Regions from separate parts of the Homo sapiens genome. Here regions 2 and 3 are each linked to region 1. A link is a contact called in ENCODE Hi-C or POLR2A ChIA-PET data. All regions are on one chromosome and are shown on one strand. The core of a region is the stretch at or near the end of the contact, and the rest is flanking DNA. Distances in the headings are between cores, read along the strand shown. Region 1 overlaps TNIP3 (TNFAIP3 interacting protein 3). Region 2 holds the start of NDNF-AS1 (NDNF antisense RNA 1). Region 3 has its middle 92 kb from the start of TNIP3.

Region 1 (4,390 bases), core at 981-3,480:
TATAAAGCAATGTCACTGCAACTCCTCAGTCTCTCCCACTGGTAGTGACCCCACAGTTTTGTTCTCCTCAGATGTATTGCCCACCCTGTAACTGCGGCTTGGTTTTCCACCTGCAAGATCCATGGGTACCAACAGGCCCTGGAGCTGTGCAGAAGCAACGGGAGCACCCAGTAAGTAAGAGTGCATTTGAAAAAGTGCTTAGTATACTGTTTTGGTAGAAATTATGTGCATCTCTGGAATTTCAGCACATTATATTATCTACAGCAAGAGCCTCTGTTTTCTCTCAGCCTCTAACTTGCAAAGTTGGAGTGGTCAATGTACACTAGAATTATCTTTGGGACACTGAATCCATAGGACACATAGATACGAATAAATTAACTGAAAGGTATTAAATTGGGAATAATTCCTTGAACAACATATAACATTTTCAATTGGCATACTTCATTCTACCCAAAGGACATTTTCTGTATAAAGTGTATTTATGTATAAAGGAAAGTGGATATGGCAAAACAAGAAAAATGAGATGCTTTTGTTCGGTTGTAAATTTATATTGAACTACTATGGATATTGCTACATATGTGCAAAATAGATTTTGACATTTTCCAATTGAAAGGATTTTCTTAAAGGATCCAAGAAAAAGTGACCCACTTAAGTTGTTCTCCATGGCTGTGTCTTCCCAGACAAAATGAAATGCAGAGTTGAGCAATTATTTGTGAGGGGAATTGATTTGGACAGTCAACCTGAATTAGTGAGGCCCAAAGCACCCTTTTTTTCCTTCTCAATAGCAGTATTCCACCTACCCTCCTCTACTTTTTATTTTGCCTACATAGATAGAAATTTATCCAGGAAAAAAATATGCATTTTCTGCATTTTGGATTTACCCAGACAAATCCCGCTACCCTTTAGGTTTGATTAATTGTGTTTCTCATGATGAAAAAATCTAAGATTTTTAACTGGGATTTTCCTACCAGAATGCTTACAGAGAACATGATTCTCTTGGCTTCCTGAAAGTTCTCATACTTTTGTTCGAGTGTGACTCAAAACCCTTTTCCCAAGGGAGGAGATAATGACTCTTTGGGTGGCTGAAGGAATGTGAGGATTTAATGAGCATCTCTTATTTGACCCTGGTATGACACAGCACACCGCTAAGAATTGAGTCTTTTCATGTTATTGCGGGTTGCTAGTTCTGTCTGCTCTCCCTCCCCCTTTTCCTTTTTTTTCTTTACCTGTTTGCTTACTTTTCAGTCTTTACCAATAACATTAAATTTTTTTTTCAAGAATGTAGAAGTCAACTCAGATTGTGAGAAACATAAAGAGAAATTTACTGTAGGAGTGAATTAACCTATAGGAGTTGGCTTCTACAGGTTGGGGGATTGGAGAAATATTCTTATGAAAGGTTAACTATAAAACCAATCAGTCATTCACATTTACCTAGGAGTACAAATTATTGTTTCAGTCAAATATTTCTTTATGGAAAGAAGGAAGGAATTCACCTACTATAGCTCATCAAACAGTCCATGTCAATTAAAAAAGGCAAGGCAGTCCAGGTCACATAAAATTGTCACCAAATAAAGGCCTATATTTGAAAAAGGACTCCAAGCCATGTAGAATGGCCTACATTTTCTTTCTTTTTTTCTTTTTTCTTTTTTTTTGAGAAGGCATCTCGCTCTGTCATCCAGGCTGTAGTGCAGTGGTGCGATCTTGGCTCACTGCAACCTGTACCTCCTGGGTTCAGGCAATTCTCCTGCCTCAGCCTCCCGACTGGCTGGGACTACAGGCACACACCACCACACGTGGCTAATTTTTGTAATTTTAGCGGAGATGGGGTTTCACCATATTGCCCAGGCTGGTCTCAAACTCCTGACCTCATGATCCGCCCACCTTGGCCTCCCAAAGTGCTGAGATTACAGGCATGAGCCACTGCGCCTGGCCAGAATGGCCTACATTTTCAAGCAGTAGTCAGATGAAAAAAATCTCAGCATAACAGTAGAGTTTACAACCAAATCCTCAAAGTTAATTTAAAAATAATATTTCATGTTTCTTGTCTATATCGAAGGCTGAATTAAGTCACATGCTATAGTGTTGGTAACATTACAGGATATTTACCTTCTCTTGGCAACTCTCCTGGAATATAAAACTGAGGCTCACGTCACTTATCCTATGTGTTATTTGAGACATCTAAAAATAAACGAGAAGATAAAAAACAGAGGTGATCTCATTTCCTCTTCTAGCTTTTTCATAAGCCAGAGGAGCCAAGGGCCTAGGTGTCTAGAGTAGGGGTACAGTGGGGTCAAACTGCACTAAAAGCAGCATTTCTCAGTGTCTTATTGAGTAATTGAACTTTCTGGGCTACTTTCAGTGGTCTGGCAGCCTTGTAAATGCTCTCTGTTGGCTCATGTTAGAAAAATTTTCCTCAAGTTATTTTTAGGAGATAATTGAATTACAGAACAACAAAAAAATCTATATTCTCTGTGTCTTGTGGAGAAGTAGGAGGCAGGGGTGAGCATTCAGAGCAGAAAGACAGACCTGCTTTGTGGGCAGGTAAAGCTGAGATTGCTCCATTCCTAAGCGTTAAATACAGAGGTGCTGGCCTTGGAGATATCTTGATGATTCAGGCCTATGGGTTTACTATTTATTCAATGCAATTTGTTCGACATTCAATATCTAGCTGTTCTTAACTGGTGTAAACCTAGGAGAAAATCCCAAGAGAAAAATCTTGTCTCTGTAGACTAAACTATATGAGCAATTTAGAGGATAGGTTCTGCTGGATCGGTTCTTCACAACAGCAAAAAGGGAAAGATTTGCCCTGCTTCACCATCCTGAACTTCTGTCAATGCCAAATCCCCATTTAATAGCTTAAATTTCTTCCTTAAACCATTAGAAAACTTGTATTAAACTTTTTTTCCTGGCCTTCTCATTGCCTCTAGTGTGAGGGTCTCAAAAAGAGTATTTGTTGATGCTAAGTTGCTTTGTTTTATTGATGGGCTGTAGTAAGTTTTACAAGTGTTTATACTTCTGCAGATATTCAAAACACATCTGTTTCAAAAAAAGAAAGAAAATATGTCACAACCTCAAAGTGGTAGAAATTCTGGCCAAACACAGAGTGGATTTAAGAGGGGGTAGGGAGAGATGATGGCAGTGATGGGGGGTAAGCAGGATGAGTGAGGTTGGCAATAGGTTTGGATAGAAATTACTTTTGTGTTGCCTGCTTAATAAAAGCCACATAGCCTAATTGTATTTTTGACATGCCACTATATTTGAAGTCCATATTGCTATAATAATGTTGTATTGTTCCACACAGCCAGACTATCAGTGGTATGCTCTTGACCAGCTTCCGCCAGATGTACAACACAAGGCAAATGGTGAGACCACAGCTGTATTGAGCATTCTTTCATGTTTACATCTTAATGGGATCTTTTGGGGATGTTTACTCAACATACATTCATTCGTACTTGGGGAGGACTTACTATAAAGTTGTGTTACATACATAACTTTAATTTGATGCACCTGGGGTTAAATTGAACTCCTTAAGACAAAGAAAATGTGCGAATGCAGAAATGCATGAACCTCAATTCTGGCTTCTGTTCCTTTTTCAGTCTCAGAGTCAGAATTCCATCTGGGGTTAGAAATGAAAACTGTAAGCAGAGCTGTATTATAACAACAACAAAGCTCTGCAATTGTACTACAAAGCACAGATGCACACCCACTATTCCAGGTTGAGTTTGCTAGACAGATGTTTTAAATGTCACTGGCAGACAGACAGAGGAAACCAAAGGCTCGGAACTGTGTTCCCTTATGACTAAATGTCAGACTCCAAGGCAGGGCTCTTAGTTTAGGCCAGGGTTGCCCACAACGCCCACCTCAAAGTATGCTGGGGAAAACTAAAAGTCACTTATGAAGTACTCACAACTAAGAGTACTTTTTTAAATCTTATTTTTTATTGATTTAACATTTTCTGTTTTCTTTCTAGAATCTGCTATACTTTCTACTGCTTGTTTCTATGGTCTTGTGAGGCCACCCAGAAGCGGGCTGTATAAACTGAGCTATAATCAAAATCCCACTTCTATTCTCATCAAGTATACATAATCAAAAGTTAGAAATGTCTGCTACATGTTTAAAGTCTCATATGACACACACCTGGGACTCTAACTTGTTAATTTCCAAAGATTTGAATCTATCTAAAAATGCTGAAGATGAGCTATGTAGTCTAATTTCAGGCCATTCTTGAAATTTGATCTCGTTTGAAGTCAGAGCTGAGATCACAGAAATCTAGTTTTTAATACAAGGAGTCTGTTATGGAGTGTAAATAGGGAGTCAGGGACACCACATGTAGTTTTGCAGGTTGTGAACTTTACAAGTCTGAGGGGCTCATCATGGTACTCTATGTGAA
Region 2 (4,375 bases), core at 352-2,851, 68 kb after region 1:
GTCTCCTGGGTTTTGCAGCTTTGTCGGGGGCTCGGTGGGCCTCCTTCATTCTCCCCGAGTGGCGCTAAGGTTAGGACAGCAGCGTGTCCCTCGCGATGCCGCCCGCGAGGGTCCTGTTTGGGGAGCGCTGGGTCGCTGAGCAGGGTGGTGTGTGTGTGAGAGAAAGAGAGGGAGGGAGGGCTACAGGGAGAGAGAAAAGGAGGGAGAGGGTGTCTGTGTGTGAGTGTGTGTATGTGTATGAGTGTGTGTGTGTGTGTGTGTGTGTGCGTGCGCGCTGGCGCGCAGCGGGAGGGAGAGAAGGAGGGACGGAGGGGGAGGCAACGGGCAGAGGAGGGAGGGGGCGGGCGGGCAGCGGTGAGGCGGGAGGGGTTAGGGCTGGGAGGGGAAGAGACTCCGGGCTTCAGCAGTGACACTCGGGAGCGAACACACACTCCCCACTTCCAGCCGCGAGAGAGTGGAGCTAACTGAGCAGCGCACCCGCCACGGCCGCTGCCGCCCCGTGCGCCCGGCTCTCCCAGCACCCCGCGCGGCGCTCCAGCCAGGCGCCTGTGCGACTAGCGGCGGCCGGCGAAGCCCGCGCCAGCCCCGCGGGTCGCTGCGGCATCCTCCCGCCGCCCAGCCCCCGCACGCTCCCTGCAGTTTAAAAGGACCTCCCGCCGCTTCTCGGCGCTGCCCCGGGATTCCCCAGCCCCGCGCGGCTCCCTACTCCACTTCGCAGCAACTTCGGCGACCGCGCGCCGCCCGCCCTCGCCCGCCTTTGAAGTTTGCTGTGCCGACCGCAAAGTTGGGACACTTCAGCGGATTGAATTTTTCTCTTTTATCTGCCTCCGTCCCCGCCCTCCAGGCTTCTCGTTCCTGGATATTGGTGCTTAGCATCTTGGCAGGGTCCGGGGACGTGGACTATTTCGCACACCACACCACGGGGAGGGATTTTTTTCTATTTTCCCTACGAAAAACAGATCTTTTTAAGGTAAGTGGGGAGAGGAAAGCAATGCCCCAGAGACCCGACGCCTTAGCCCGCCACCCTGAGACCTAGCACAAGGAGCGTTCACGCCCGAAGGGTCATCCGAGATGGGGGCTCGAGGCACGCGCCCCCAAATCTTCAAGGCCCAAGAAGCTTCTCAAGGGCGCCCTATCCGTAGGAGCTGAGGGCATGAGGGGCAGGAGCAGGTTTCCCTCGTTTTTTTTTTTTTATTGTTGTTGTTGTTTGTTTGTTTGTTTGTTTTTAATTTAGCTGCTTTCGAAGCTGGGCGGCCCGGAGAGATGTGAGGAGGTGGACAGACAGCGCAAGGGCGGGGAAGACCTGGGACCCGGGAGCTCGGGGTGCAGTGGGGTCTGGGGAGCCGCGGAGCCTTTATCCCGGACTTAGCCTGGACACTTACTTTGCCCGCCTGCCAAGAGGGCTGTTGCCTCCCTTTCCAGGTTCATGCCCTCCGCCCGCCGCTAGGGAAAGTCTGCGGGACTGGGGTTTTGCAGAGGGCGTCTGCGTGTAGGGCGAAAAGCTAGAGGTCCAGGCAGCGCACGAGTTCTTGGTGGGCGTCTGGGAGCTGCGCAGCCGGGGCCGGGAGTTCGGTTGGCCCGACCCCCAACCGCTCTGGCTCCTCATTTGTCCTCTGCGTGGTAGGCGAGCATCGTTATAGAAACTTCCTTGGGCTGAGCGAGGTGGCCTGGGACCGGCTCATACTTTCTTCCGGAGAGCAGAGCGGCCACCGAGGTGACGCCCCCTACGGCCCCAGCCAGGAGACTCGGCTTCGTGCCCTCGTCCTGTCTGTGCGTGAGTTGGGGTTCGCTCTCACCCGCGCTACCTTTCTAACTGAGCGGAGTCGCCGCGGCCCCGATAACCTAGGAGTCCGAACGAGTGATTGCAGGTCCCAGCTGTTTTCTTGGAGGCACTTTGCAAACTGCTGAATTTGGAGTGCGGTTTCGTTGCATTGTGCGCTCTCGGTTCACCTTTCTGCCCGCACCCTATCCCAGGCCCAGGCGTGAGAGCTCCCGGCAGTTCCCCGGACCCGCCCCGCATCAGCTCCTCGGAGTTTGCCGCGGGCACCTCTACGCTGTCTCTGAGCTGTCCCTCCGGCCAAGTTGCGGTTCCCCTCCTGGCCCCCTTCGGGGCGCTGTCCATTTCTTGCTCTTGGGTACGGGTGGCTCCCTAAAACCAAGACCTTGAGCGGGAAATGAACCTGAGTGTATGTCTGGGTTTTGTTGTTGTTGTTATGTTTTTTCCTTCTTTTCTTTAAATTTATTTACAGAGTTCTTTTTAGCAACTTTGTTGGGTTGATAAATTTGCTTCTCATCTGTCGATCCCGCTAAATCACAAAGAAGAGTTTATTTTTTCATTTAGTTGCTGCTTTCCCCAAACACACTACCCTCTCTTTCCCCCCTCCACCCCTCCTCCTGCTGCCTCGCTTCCTGAACCCTTTTTCTTTTCTGACGGAGGGAATCTCCGCACCTCCTCCTCTCCTCCTCCCACCCGGTCCCTGAGCGCCTGTGAGAACCAGGGGAGTCATCAATGGAAATAAATAGGACTCCGCTCCATTCTCCGCCCCCTTCAAACAAGTAAAATCCTCCCTGGGTTCGGAGAAGTAGAGATAAAACATCCCTCCCAAGGGAGCGGTTGCAGGGGATTTGATGGGATTGAATTGTTTTATTATCTTGAAAGAAGTGATGGATGGATCCGAGAGGGAATATGTATATAAAGCAGAGTGTAGTGAGGGCGATCGGTATGATTATTCATTATTGTTTGTTAAGAGTGATAATAAGGCCGCAACCTTCGCTCAGACTGTGTTTATACTGGGGTTTGAGTTTATGTCAGTCTCTTATTACAGTGGTTTCAGAAAGTGAAAACACCAAAACCGTATTAATTCTTCAGTCATTCTGCATATGGGATTAATCAAATGTCAAAAAAGATACTGTCGTTTTACCACAGTTTTAATCTATGATCTTTTAGAAGGTTGCACTCTTATAAAATGTCATTTGCCTCCATCTGTCTTCTTAAAGTTTAAAAAACTTGGCAACATAATTAATTATGGTCCCAATTCCCATTTTCAATCTAAACCTATATTCAGGATTATATTAAAATACCCCATCATTTATTCCTCAGAAGTGACTCTTATGAGTTTAAACTCTTGGAGGGGAGAGAGGGACAACTGGGAATGAGGGGCCTAGGAGTTAGATAAATTAGTACTATTTCAGATTTCTCTAAAAATTCCTTTACTTCTTCCTTTAGAGAAAGAAATTACAAGGTCCTTCTCTGCACAGTTCATCACTTCAGTGAATGCCCTTAATCTTTACCACACACTTGAAACATAACAGCTTGCAGCCTTGTCTGCATTATTGCTTTCATTTTTGTGTCAGGACATTTTATTCATTAAACCTGTATGTCAAAGACTTAGGCTTAGTGTGGCAGTAACACTCTGTTTTAATTAGTAACTATCATAAAAAAGAAGCTAGAACTCTGTAATAGGCCTAAATTGCTATGAATTATGTTTGGTTTAAATTACGCATTTATTTCAGCAGAAATGAAACCATGAATATAAAACATCTTTTAATCACTTGCAGATACAGCTTTTATCTCTTAGGATGTAACAAAATATGTAATTGAAAAATATCCTTCTAAGGACAAGAGAAGCCCCCACCCTCAGCTTATTTGTCCTGGGTCTGTTTAACATTCATATGGTGAAGTATGAATGTTAAAGAGTAAAGACTATTGTCACAACATTGCCAATACCAGGTCGATGGAATGCTACCTTGGAAATAGCCACAGTAGGTCAGTCGTCAGCTTAATGTAGAGACTTTTCTAGTTGGCTGCGTGAACCTTGTTGTTTCAGATTTTAGTTTTCTCACTTGGATTTATCGACCAGACTCTGTTGTGGAAGGGAGAAAAATGTATTTTAAAACTCTAACAAATTATTTGACATGAAGGGGAGAAAAGTAGAAATAAAGTGTATCTCTTCTCTTCCTATATTTATTTCTATAGCAATTCTCTTCAGCCTATCTAGAGGTCAGAATTTTTACTTTAAAACTGAATGTGTTTTTGTTGTCGTCGTTAGGACTTATCATTTTGGTATGATGGATGAGCAGATATTGGAAATGGAATAATGATGACTGAATCAACCGAGAGCATAGGAACAGAGTGTGAATTACACATCATATGTGCTAATTAAGATTATTTTAATCTCCTTTCCTTAGTTTCTCCATGATAAGGTGGTCGATAGTGACCAAGTAGTGCTCTCTCTCTCTCTCTCTGTCTCACTTTTTTGCTACCTGCCTTCTTGTCAGGTCTTGCTTTGGGGACCTATACACCTATAGTAGCAGCTGAACCTTGCCAGTCAGTGGCCATCAGCTAATCACTTGGAAGAAAATATGTCTCATAGTC
Region 3 (4,204 bases), core at 210-2,709, 120 kb before region 1:
TTGCTTCTAACCTCCAAGCTGTCCTTGTTCATTCCTGGGCGTAGACTGAACTAACTTTGGGAGAAACTTGGGGAGAAACTACTTTTTTTTTTTTTTTTTTGAGATGGAGTCTCGCTCTGTTGCCCAGGCTGGAGTGCAGTGGCGTGATCTCGTCTCACTGCAAGCTCCGCCTCCTGGGTTCACGCCATTCTCCTTCCTCAGCCTCCCGAGTAGCTTGGACTACAGCTGCCCACCACCATGCCTGGCTAATTTTTTTGCATTTTTAGTAGAGACGGGGGTCTCACTGTGTTAGCCAGGATGGTTTCGATCTCCTGACCTTGTGATTCGCCCTCCTCAGCCTCCCAAAGTGCTGGGATTACAGGCGTGAGCCACTGCGCCCAGCAGATACTTAGTTTATAGTTTAAGCAAAGACGGTAACAGCCCTTTCCCAAAGCAGACCTCCTTCTTGCCTGGGGACTAGATTGCCTTTGCACGACTAACATTAGCCACAAGATTAGAAATTATGGTTTAGGAGTCATGCAGCTGGAGGCTACAAGATTCTGACCCTCCTTAAACTGCTCCTAAAATCAGTGCTTGAGATATTTTGCAGACCCTGCACTTGATGGATCAGCTGGCACCACCCATATCAATAAATTGGCTCATCTGATCATGTGGCCCCCACCCAGGAACTGACTCAGCACAAGAAGACAGCTCTGACTCCCTATGATTTCATATCTGACCAATCAGCACTCCTGGCTCACTGGCTTTCCCCCACCCACCAAGTTATCCTTAAAAACGCTGCTCCCTAAATGCTCAGGGAGACTGATTTGAGAAATAATAAAACTCCGGTCTCCTGCACAGCCTGCATGAATTGCTCTTTCTCTATTGCAATTCCCCTGTCTTGATGAATCAGCTCTGTCTAGGCAGAGGGCAAGGTGAACCTTGGGTGGTTACATTAACATAACAGAGCCCCTGTATCCATTTTCTTGTTTTTCAGAGTGAAGACTACTATGTGCTTACGGATTAAATAGACAGTATATAAAGTGCCTAGCACAGACCAGATGTGTTGTGAACATAGATTATCTCTTTTTTTCTCAAATCAAGAATTCTTTGAAATACAGACCTCTGTATGTGATCCCACTAAAGGCACTGAATAAAGGGAAATGTATAGTAATATTTGAAAAAAAAATCTCTGACCTAGAAAGTCCTTACTTTCAAAGCAATAGGTGTCAGTGACTCATTACTATTGGACTCAAACAGAAGAAAAGGGATGGGGGTTGGGAGGTTCCTATCAAAGCAAAACATAGGACACAGATGAATAAAAATACACACATATATGTTTTATACACATGTTAAACTATCTGCATTTAGGTGGAACTAAAGAGAGTTCAATCATAACTGATTCTACCCTCTTCTGACTCATAAGCAGCATTAAGTAACTTCCTGTACTCTACTGAAATGAGTTTTCTCTCTGCCCACCCCAGCACCCTGTAGCCTGAGAACCTGGCTTCACTTCAGAAGTTGAGTCACTGCCTTTTTCTTAAAGACCATTTCTGCCAACACATTTCTCCATCTAATTTCAGAAAAGAAAGATTCACAAAGTCAAGGAGTCCCATTTGAGTAGTATCTTTTTTTCCCTGGTGCAGCTATAATGCCACCATGCATTTAAGGTCAACATTAAAGAAACAGAAGGGCAATTTTGAGAAGTCATCTAACCAAAGAAAATTAAAATAAAATTCAAATAAAAAGAAAAATATCAATGTTTCAACATCCCTCACAGTTGAATTCAGCTGCAATTTCTAATTTGCAAAAGGAAGTGGTTATTCATCTTAGTTCATAATGCTCCCCAAAGTGCTCAATTTCTCTTGCTTCTCTTAATCACAGACTCTAAAGGGACATGAGAGATGTGGATTAACAATGTGGAGATTTGAAATTGTTTTTAATTTTGGTACTATCAACTAAAATATGTAATCTTTGATTAATTTAAGGAATTTCAAATTGAAAGGAAAGATAATTTTCTTTTCTTTTTCTTTTTCTTTTTTTTTTAAGATGAAGTTTCACTCTTGTTGCCCAGGTTGGAGTACAATGGCATGATCTTGGCTCACTGCAACCTCTGCTTCCCGGGTTCAAGTGATCCACTTGCCTCCGCCTCCTGCATAGCTGGGATTACAGGCACCCGCCACCACACCCGGCTAAGTTTTGTATTTTTAGTAGAGATGGGGTTTCACCATGTTGGCCAGACTGGTCTCGAACTCCTGACTTCAGGTGATCTGCCCACCTCGGCCTCCCAAAGTGCTGGGATTACAGGCGTGAGCCACTGCACATGGCCAATGATTTTCTTAATTCAAGAGCACTATAAATTCATATAGAATTAAGCAATAGACACATTAACAATAAAACATGACTTATCACATGAAGTAAGAAGTTAATTATAGTGAATGTACTCAATTTCAATATTTTTTAAAACTCCAAGAGGAAATTGCTATGTTGAAAATAATAAGTGGTGTACACATGTATGAAAAGGAAGATCATGGGAAATGTGATGTATATGGTTACATCAGATGTACTTCTTTTCCATCCCTGTAGCTATGGTTTGGAGCAGGCTTCAACCAGGTTTGTACAGGCACGACCTGATAGTCTTGCTTTGAGCTATGTCATATACCTCATAGTGTGGCATGGGAAGCCCATGGGAAGCCACTTGGTGCTCACCCACGTGTAACCTGGAAGTACTGAAGAGTTAACACTGATAGAGCATACTTGACAAATGAAGGATGGGGCTGCTGGAAATGCTTCCCCCTTGGATCTTCTAGAGGGACAATTCTGACATTCATTACATAAGGCTCCTCAGAAGGTCCTGCTGGATGGAGCATCAGTTGACCATAGAAGTAACCAACACATGTCAGGCATGGTGGTTCATACCTATAATCGCAACACTTTGGGAGGCTGAGGCAGGTGAATCACTTGATCTCAGGAATTTGAAACCAGCCTGGGAAACATAGTGAATCCCCGTCTCTACAAAAAATACAAAAATTATCCAGGCATGGTGGCATGCGTGTGTAGTCCCAGCTACTCAGGAGGCTGAGGTGGGAGGATCACTTGAGCCCAGAAGGTTGAGGCTGCAGTGGACCAAGGTCATGCCACTGCACTCCAGCCTGGGTGACAGAGTAAGAGCCTGTCTCAAAAAAAAAAAAAAAAAAAAAAAGAAAAGAAAAAGAAAAAAAAAAGGTGACCAACACATTCTTACACTGCCTTTCCCTCCTCTGCTTGACTTCCTGTATCAGCTATCTATTGCCATGCAACAAATTACATAAAAAACTTAGTGATTTAAGACAACAATTTTTTTTTTTTTGAGGCGGAGTCTCTGTCTGTTGCCCAGGCTAAGAGTGCAGTGGCGCGATCTCGGCTCACTGCAACCTCCGCCTGCCGGGTTCACACTATTCTCCTGCCTCAGCCTCCTGAGTAGCTGGGACTACAGGCACCTGCCACCATGCCCTGCTAATTTTTTTGTATTTTTAGTAGAGATGGGGTTTTACCATGTTAGCCAGGGTGGTCTCGATCTCCTGACCTCGTGATCCGCCTGCCTCGGCCTCCCAAAGTGCTGGGATTACAGGCATGAGCCACTGCGCCCGGCCTAAGACAACAAACATTTATTCTCACAGTCTCTGTGGTCAACTTCAGAAGCAGCTTGGCTGAGTGGTTCTGTCTGTCTCAGGGTCTCTCATGAGGATGCATTCCAAATGTGAGCTAGGAGTGCATTCATCATAAGGCTTGGCTGGGGCTGGAGGACCCACTTCTAAAGTTACTTACAGGGATGTGAGCAGGAGCACTCAGTTTCTCACTACATGGACTGCTGCTCACGAGGTGGCAGCCAGCTTTCCCCAGAGTGAGCGATGTAACAGAGGGCAAAGGAGAGTGCAAGCAGGAAGCCACACTATCTTTAATGACCTAGTTTCAGAAGGGACATACTGTCACTTGTACTGTATGCTACTGGTGACATAGATCACCCCAGGTTCAATGCAGGAGGGGATTACACAAGAGTGTGAATACTAGGAGGCAGGGAACTAGGAGGCCATCTTGCAGGTGAGGCACACTTTCTCTATGCCTCACTCATGATCCCTGGGGTCATTTCAGAAAAAACACTTTTCTATTGACAGCACATTTGTTAAATTCCCCCAAATTCAGATATTGAAATCCTAATCCCCAAGTGGTGGTATCTGGAGGTGAA

Evidence for each region. A loop is a pair of places that touch in the nucleus more often than their neighbours do. ChIA-PET counts read pairs that join two places held with the same protein, here RNA polymerase II (POLR2A). Pooled maps may share reads with other maps.
Region 2: a pooled map shows a loop between it and region 1 (2.9-fold over the local background). The contact joins the promoter of NDNF-AS1 here to the enhancer-like site in region 1. A Hi-C loop is called at or near these places in 1 of 168 maps with a recorded cell type or tissue (CD8-positive, alpha-beta T cell) and 3 of 50 pooled maps. POLR2A ChIA-PET finds 5 or more read pairs at or near these places in 1 of 52 experiments (activated CD4-positive, alpha-beta T cell).
Region 3: a loop to region 1 is called in a pooled map, with 5 times the contacts of the local background. The contact joins two enhancer-like sites. A Hi-C loop is called at or near these places in 1 of 37 single-sample maps with no recorded cell type and 12 of 50 pooled maps. POLR2A ChIA-PET finds 5 or more read pairs at or near these places in 3 of 52 experiments (SK-N-SH, T-cell and activated naive CD8-positive, alpha-beta T cell).

The regions. Positions count from the first base shown.
Region 1 is chr4:121,137,596-121,141,985 of GRCh38, reverse strand. TNIP3 (TNFAIP3 interacting protein 3) reads left to right here. Exons shown (of 11, transcript NM_024873.6): 9 at 72-170; 10 at 3,302-3,362. Among named protein-coding and RNA genes, the nearest start is that of TNIP3, 25 kb to the left of the region's middle. Within about 2 kb of position 2,230, at least 3 of the 41 ENCODE cell types and tissues checked have a DNase peak (open chromatin) inside an H3K27ac peak, as active enhancers do; they include CD8-positive, alpha-beta T cell, where a contact is called at or near this core.
Region 2 is chr4:121,068,588-121,072,962 of GRCh38, reverse strand. It overlaps NDNF-AS1 (NDNF antisense RNA 1), which reads right to left and starts at 1,601. Exons shown (of 3, transcript NR_187407.1): 1 at 1,383-1,601. NDNF (neuron derived neurotrophic factor) reads left to right here and starts at 428. Exons shown (of 4, transcript NM_024574.4): 1 at 428-970.
Region 3 is chr4:121,253,791-121,257,994 of GRCh38, reverse strand. No RefSeq gene overlaps it. Among named protein-coding and RNA genes, the nearest start is that of TNIP3, 92 kb to the right of the region's middle. Within about 2 kb of position 1,459, at least 7 of the 41 ENCODE cell types and tissues checked have a DNase peak (open chromatin) inside an H3K27ac peak, as active enhancers do.